Regions from separate parts of the Homo sapiens genome. Here all the other regions are linked to region 1. A link is a loop called in an ENCODE intact Hi-C map of the cell type or tissue named here. Cell type or tissue: CD4-positive, alpha-beta T cell. All regions are shown on one strand.

The links. Hi-C counts contacts between places; a loop is a spot of excess contacts. Peaks named below come from ENCODE experiments on the same cell type or tissue, not always from the same donor. Only the 100,000 strongest peaks of a DNase experiment are listed, where the experiment ranks them.
Region 2: a loop joins it to region 1, with 2.1 times the contacts of the local background. A loop is called at or near these places in 5 of 110 quality-filtered maps.
Region 3: it touches region 1 in a loop (4-fold over the local background); 6 of 110 quality-filtered maps call a loop at or near these places.

The regions. Positions count from the first base shown.
Region 1 is chr7:1,924,691-1,927,190 of GRCh38, forward strand. All of the region lies in intron 17 of MAD1L1 (mitotic arrest deficient 1 like 1), which reads right to left. Among named protein-coding and RNA genes, the nearest start is that of MIR4655, 82 kb to the left of the region's middle. In CD4-positive, alpha-beta T cell, a CTCF peak has its summit at 1,024; DNase peaks (open chromatin) are centred at 845, 1,421 and 2,381; H3K4me3 peaks cover 672 bases; H3K27ac peaks cover 1,308 bases.
Region 2 is chr7:1,985,255-1,987,754 of GRCh38, forward strand. The region is part of intron 14 of MAD1L1 (mitotic arrest deficient 1 like 1); the gene reads right to left. LOC124901573 (a long non-coding RNA gene) reads left to right here. Exons shown (of 3, transcript XR_007060190.1): 3 at 999-1,085. Among named protein-coding and RNA genes, the nearest start is that of SNORA114, 100 kb to the right of the region's middle. In CD4-positive, alpha-beta T cell, no CTCF peak of the experiment used is centred here; a DNase peak (open chromatin) is centred at 1,487.
Region 3 is chr7:2,036,214-2,038,713 of GRCh38, forward strand. All of the region lies in intron 12 of MAD1L1 (mitotic arrest deficient 1 like 1), which reads right to left. Among named protein-coding and RNA genes, the nearest start is that of SNORA114, 52 kb to the right of the region's middle. In CD4-positive, alpha-beta T cell, no CTCF peak of the experiment used is centred here; DNase peaks (open chromatin) are centred at 1,398, 1,973 and 2,018; H3K4me3 peaks cover 1,193 bases; H3K27ac peaks cover 825 bases.

The DNA of each region.
Region 1 (2,500 bases):
CCACAAACTACTTTTTGCCTCTTATGTTTTATAAAATAGGCATGACAGTTAAGAGCAAGAATTGTAATATTTCTTGGTGGGGTTTTCCACATATAGAGAGTAAGTACATAGGACTACTACAACATAAAGGGAGGCAGGGAGAAGCCTACGTCGTGGTGAAATCCTGACGTTTCCACCTGAAATGATAAAATATGAATTATAAGTGCACCGTGAAATGTTAAGCTTGCACATTGTAAACCACAGAAAAATCACTTTAAAAGTATACAAATAGATATAATAAAGACATAGATACATCAAAATGGAGTATAAAAAAGGCCAAATAACCTGAAATAGGTAGGAAAGAGAAAACGGGAATAAAAAATGGAGGACAAACAGAAAACTAATCATAAAATGTACCTAAATCCAAATGCATAAAAAATTACATTAACTATAAATGGCCAAAACACATCTATTAATCGGCAGAACACACATACCTATCAGGTGCACATGGGACATTTTGAGGTTATCAAATTATCAGCTACCAAATAAACTTTAAATTGCAAAGAAAGTGAATCGTAGAAAGTGCGTTCCCTCAACATAATGAAATTGAACAGAAATTACCCAGAAAATCAGGGAGAGACACTTTGAAATTAAAAAGCATCCTTCTAAATCTGTATGGATCACAGCAGGCATCCTAGTCTATTGGCGGCGCTATCACAGAATACCTGAGATTAATTTATAACGACCCGAAGTTTATAGGCTCACAGTTCTGGAGGCTGGCAAGTCCGAGATCAAGGCACCAGCTTCTGGCAAGGGCTTTCCTGAGGCGCCATCACATGGTGGACGGCAGGAGGGCAGATACAGAGAGCCAACTAACAGAAGCCCCTTTTACAACAGCACGAATCCACTCACCAAGGTGGAGCCCACGTGACCTCAACGCCTCCCAGGAGGCCCCACCTCCCAACACCATCACTCTGGGATGAAGTTTCCAACACGTGGACTTTGGAGGCCACGTTCAAACTATGGTACATCTTAATGGAAATTTGAAAATGTTTTGAACTGAACACACATAAAAATACAACATTATCAAAATGTGTGAAATGCTGCTAATGCAGCACTCAGATGCAAATTTCTAACACGGAACGCTTACGTTGGAAAGCAGAAAAGATCTCAAATATGCAATCTAATCTTCCACCTGAAGAGGCCAGAAAAAAAGGAGAGCAAACTAAAACTAAAGCAGGCAGAAGGAAGGAAACACAAAACTACAACAGCAAAATATCAATGAAACCAAAAACTAGGTCTCTAAGGAGATCAGTGAAATTTATACATCTCCAGAAAGGCTAACAGACAAAAAAAGAAAAAAGAAAAAAAAAGACATAAACGACCAGTATCAGGAAGGAAGGAGTACCGCTACGAACCCAGCAGGCACGATAAAATCAGCGAGGCAAGAGCACAGACAATTCACTGCTCATACATTTGATCACAGATATAATGAACCAGTTCCTCACAATAAAAAAAACCCCAAAACCTACATTCTACCAACATTCAGCTGAGATGAAAGAACTCACTATTCCTGTAATGATTAGAACCTGCCACAACCACAATCCCTAGGCCCAGATGGTTTCACCAGCAAATTCTACAAAACATTTAAAGAAGTAACACCAATTCTATATAATCTCCTCTAGGACATAAAAGGGGGAATACTTCCAATTCACTTCATTCATTACGTGTATACTACAACCAGACAAGGGCAGTACAAGAAAGCTACAGACCAATATGAACACAGACGTGAAGATTACTGACGATGTCAGCAAGATGAACTCAGCAACATGTAAAAATACTATGCCATAACCAAGGGGGGGGTTTATTCCAGGAATGCAGAGTTGGCTCAACGTTGGAAACTTCCCAAAAAAATCACAATGACACACTGTCAATCACACTAACGGTGTAAGGGAAAAAAAACATACGATCCCATCAATTGATGCAGGAAAAGCATCTGACAGACGCCAACATCCTACATGATAAACACTCTCAGCAAACTAAGAATGGAAAGAGCGTTTTCAGCTTGATAAGGAAAAACCACAAATAAACTGCAGCTAGCAGCACGCCTCATGGAGGAGGATGGACTGCTCTCCCTGCAAGGTGAGGAGAAAGGCCAGGATCTCTGTTGCCCCATCTCCTACTCAGCACCATACTAAGGTCCTAGACAGGGCAACACAGCAAGAAAACAAAATAGAAGACATATGGATCTTAACAAAATAAGCAAAACTGTCCCTATTCACAGGTGCTATGACTGCAAAGGATTAGAAAACAAAATCAAAACAGCAACTAACCCAGATGTAAGAAGTGAGTTCAGCAAGGTCATGGGTTACAAAGCCAGCATAAACATCCGTCATACATCTACACACACGCACTGAACACCTGGGACCCATAAAAACAAGCCTACAAATAATTACATAGCTCCAACACTAACAATAAAACCAACAAAACCATGTGTATTTCTAACAAAAAAGGGGTGGGT
Region 2 (2,500 bases), 61 kb after region 1:
GGCGACCGTTCCTCCCTTGCCTGCCTGGTGGCCTGAGCGGGGCAGCTCCCGTTTTCCGCCCAGGACTGGGGCTTTCACCACAGGCTCCGCTGGTTCTCAGGCCTGCAGAGCGGACTGGGCACAGCACAGGCTCTTCCAGGTCTGCTGTGCACAGATGCAGACCACGGGATCCTGGCTCCATGGCCAAGAGCGAGGGCCTCACAGTCACTCTCTCGGGATAGACCAGTCTACCGCACCTGGTGCTCTAGGGAGCCTAACATGCAGCTCGATCTGCTCTCCCCACCTGATACTACCTTTAGATGGTGTGTCTGTGTCTTCGGCTCTCAACAGCGAAGCCGCCATCCTCATGTTCTCTCCTCCCTCTGCCATCCTGACACTTCTTTTTGAATACATGACATGTAGCACTTACATTTCCAGGCTTCCACATTCACTTCATCTTCCAATTCAGGAGATGGAACTCTTGCTGCGGGTTCTTTAGGTAGTTTTCCCCGTGATTCGCCTCCCCGTGCATCCGGTCACCTTCCTTCCTGTACTGCCCCCTACTGCCCCCTCTCCTGCTCTGAGACCCTCCGGGTCCTGTCTCATGCAACCCCCGGCCTCACCGTCTCTTCTTGGAGCGTGTGCGTTCCGCCCAAGCCTCACAGACTCTACCGCCTCGTTAACTTTTGTTTCTTGGCAAAATGTCTGGATAGAATTTTCATCTGCTCAATGTCCACCGTTTTTCTGTGAAACTTTTTCTGCCACTTGTTTTTGTTCTTTTTCTCCTTTGCTCTAACACAAATGCATGGAGTAACCTTTACTGCTCACTGCTGAAGATGAGTTTTATTGAATCCGGCTCCGTGCACAGGTTCACAGTGGGGAAGGACAGGCCTGCTTCCTTTTATCTGAAATCCAGTGACAGTTTTGCTGCGAGTCCAATCAGCCCCCAGTAGCTCCCTCCGGCAGGAGAGAAAGGACACCGTGAGTTTTCCTAAGAGCAAATGTTCTGTCTGCCACAGATGCGGCTTCAAGTACGTGTGATGCACCTGTGTGACCCCTCAGCTCAGCACCAACCTCTGCTGCAGCTTGGAACCACACGCCAGTCCAGCTTGGAACCACACGCCAGTCCAGCTTGGAACCACACGCCAGTCCAGGGACCCCCGTTCCAGCTGCCGCCGGCCCCCGCACTGCGGAGCCAGGGTCAGGGGCCGCCTCTCGCAAGGGCTCACGCCGGCAAGGGAGTTCTACTCCGCGGCTCCCTCGCGCCGGCAAGGGGGTTCTACTCCGCGGCTCCCTCGCGCCGGCAAGGGGGTTCTACTCCGCGGCTCCCTCATGGAGCTGCCTCCACCCGCACTGCTCCAGGCTTCCCCGGGGATGTGTCTGCTCACTGCGTCTGCTCACTGCACTCTCCTGCACCACGGGCTTCCTGCCTCTGCCTGGGGCTTGGTTTGCAGCTGCATTTCTGTTTTGTCAAAATTTAAGTGCCATTTTGGTTTTCACGCTTCTTGTTATTTGTAGATGATTTCCAGGAAACAAGGGGGAAATGCTGACGTGTGCCACAATGTTCAGAGCAAAAAATCAAGCCCTTTTATTTTAATGTGTAACCTTAGACTCATAAGTAAGCTCCCAACTGTATTCTCAGAGTAGCCAATGCCTGCCCCCTTGAGCCTGTGCCCGACACCCCCAGCCATGCTGCAGGTCCTCCACCCACCCTGCACCTCCCCGCCAGGCCAGCTCTCACCCCTACATCCCCCTCCAGGCCCATGGCACAGGACAGTAGCCACAGAGGGCCAGACCCATGATCCATGTCTGTGGGCCACCTTCCACCTACACCCCCCGCTCCCATCCACCATTTAGATCCAGTGGAAATGCCGCCTTCCCCACAATCTGTCCTGGCAGCTCCCTCACCCCTCCCCTGCCAGCTGGAAGTGCCCACCCCCACTCCTCTGTGACCGCACCCTCTACTCCACCACACCACATGGTGACTGGGCACGTGACTCTCCTCCCCACTGGATGGGACGTTCCCTGGAGGAGACGTGGTAACCATGTAGGGCCCCATTGCCAGCACAGAACCTGGCACACAGTCGGTGCTTGGACGGGCACACGGGTGGGCAGATGGTGGGCACAGACGCGGCAATGGCCACTTCCCAGGCACGTCCAGCGTGTGTGCGGCCGAGCTCGGAACGGGGAGGTACTGGGGCGGGTCTAAGTATCCCGGATGAAGCGAAGAGAGCCGCCCATGCTGAGCACACAAGCCCCGGAGTCTGCTCTGCTGTCCGCCAATTTGAGAAGCCGTGTAGACATATCAGTATTTAAGGGAAGGAAAGCCATCGGGGAGGGGGGGAGAGGCAGGTGGGGGAAGAGCAAATGCGAGGATGGTCCCGGGGTGCTCTCGGCACCAACTGCAGTGCCCTCGCCCAGCCGCCGGGCCCGCACGGCAGGGCCACGGCCGCCCGGCAGCCCCGGCTCCACGTCTTTTCTCCTGCGGGCTCGGCAGCCGAGAGTGGAGGGTGCAGAGGGC
Region 3 (2,500 bases), 110 kb after region 1:
AGAGCTGGGGTCCAGGCTCCCAGGCATGAGCGCGGGAGCACTGACAAGTCGGGACAGAGCTGGGGTCCAGGCTCCCAGGCATGAGCGCGGGAGCACTGACAAGTCGGGACAGAGCTGGGGTCCAGGCTCCCAGGCATGAGCGCAGGAGCGCTGACAAGTCAGGACAGGGGAGGACGATGCATTCCTGCGCCACCTCCGTGCGGGGAACCAGAGCTCCAGCCTGAATCCCTTAGGGTTGGCTCAGAGTCCTCTCTGGATGAAGTGTCTAGTCTGAGGAGGACAATCCATCCGGTCGTGAGTTTGGACTCTTCCTACACACAAAGGCCAATATATCAAAATTAAATCCCACGGAAGCCCAGGTTGTCACTGGAGAGCATTCCCCAAGCTCCAGGCAGTGGTAAATCAGAGGCCTGAATCCACTGTGGGCCCTCTTTTGAACAGAAGACAAAAGGAAGAGCTTACCCCTAAAGGCAACCCAGCAACCCAGACGTGTGCCTGTCCCACCTCCCCAAGGCCAGGGCTCCTGATCAGAGGTGCTGTAAAGACTCAACAGCCCTGGCAGTACAGGGAGCCCAAGCAGGTGTCGGAAATGACACTGGGTACCTAGAATCCTAAGAACTAAGCTGTCTACAGATGCAGACCAACCAGGTGGGAGGTGGTCAGCTAGATCCCACCAACGCCACTCATACCCACCAACGCGCACGAGGCACGCTCCGCCTCCTGAACACTCCTCCCAGGGCTCCTCCAGCACTCCTCCCACAGCTCCCCCCACAGCACGAGCTTCCGCGTGCCCACCCACGCGCAGAAGACCTCCACCTGCCGCATGCTCCTCCCACAGCTCCCCCCACAGCATGAGCTTCCACGCGCCCACGAAGGTGTCCAGCCATGCAGCAAACGTGGATCAGGCCCAGGTACACATCAGATCTCACCGGTTCCAGTGCCTTCTGCCACGTGGAAATTTCGGCTCCTTCTTTGTCTTCTTAATAGACTCTTCTTTTTTTTTTTTTTTTTTAGAACGGGTTTAGATTTAGAAGAATGGAGAAGATGGTAGAGACTTTTCACATATTCCACACCCAGGTGCCCCACTGTTAACATCTTACACGAGCACAGTGTGCTGGCCACAATAAGGAGCCAGCATGGACCCAGGCACGCCTTGCTCTCCTGGACTACACAGATACTGTGCTTCTTACAAATGGAAGGCTTGTGGCCGTCCTGCCTTCGGCGAGGCACCATGTTCCCAACAGCATGTGCTCCCTACACGGCTCTGTCACATCTGGTAATCCTCATGGCGTTTCAGACATTGTATCACTATTATATCTGTTGTGGTCTGTAATGGGTGGTCTCTGATCTTACTACTGTCATTGATTCTGGGGCGCCACGTCCTGACTGTACTTCCGACATTGCATCACTGTTATGTCTGTTGTGGTCTGTGATCGGCGGTCTCCGATCTTACTGCTGTCATTGATTCTGGGACGCCACACACTATGCTCCTCAGACGGCAAAAGCTTCACCGACCAACGCTGCTTGTGTCTGGCTGCTTCACTGACCAGCCATCTCCCTCCCTCCCTCTCCTTGGGCCTCTCTATTCCCTGGGCGACACAACAGTATTAAAATCAGGCCAATTAATAACCCTACAACAGCCTCTAAGCATTCAAGAGAAAGGAAGAGTCGCATGTCTCTCCTTTAAACCAAAAGCTAGAAAGGATTAAGCTTAGTGAGGAAGGCGTGCCAAAAGCAAAGATAAGCCGAAAGCCAGGCCTCTCGTGCCAAACAGCTCGCCAAGTTGTGAATGCAAAGGGAAAGTTCTTGGAGGAAATTAAAAGTGCTGCTCCACTGAACACACCAACGATAAGAAAGTGAAACTGTCTTATTGCTGATACGGAGAAGTCTGAGTGGTCTGGATAGATCAAACCAGCCCCAACATTCCCTTAAGTCAGAGCAAGTTCCACGAGGCTGAGAGAGGTGGGAAAGCTGCAGAATTCAAGTCTGAAGCTAGCAGAGGTGGGTTCATGAGGTTTACATTAAGAGGCAGTCCCCATCACATAAAAGTACAAGGTGAAGCCGCAAGTGCTGACGGAGAAGCTGCAGCAAGTTCTCCAGAAGATCCAGCTAAGAGCACCAATGAAGGTGGCCACACTAAACACCAGATTTGCAGTGCACATAAAACAGCCTTCTGCTGGAAGATGCCGTCTAGGGCTTTTACAGTTACAGAGGAGAAGTCGATCCCTGCCTTCAAAGTTTCAGAGGACAAGCTGATGCTGTTAGGAGATAATGAAGCTGATGACTTTTTTTTTTTTTTTTTTTTTTTTTTTTGAGACACAGTCTCACTCATTCTGTCACCCAGGCTGGAGCACGGTGGCACAATCTTGGCTCACTGCAACCTCCGCCTTCTGGGTTCAAGCAATTCTCCTGCCTCAGCCTCCCAAGTAGCCGGGATTACAAGTGTGTGCCACCACGCCTCACTAATTTTTTGTATTTTTAGTAGAGACAGGGTTTCACC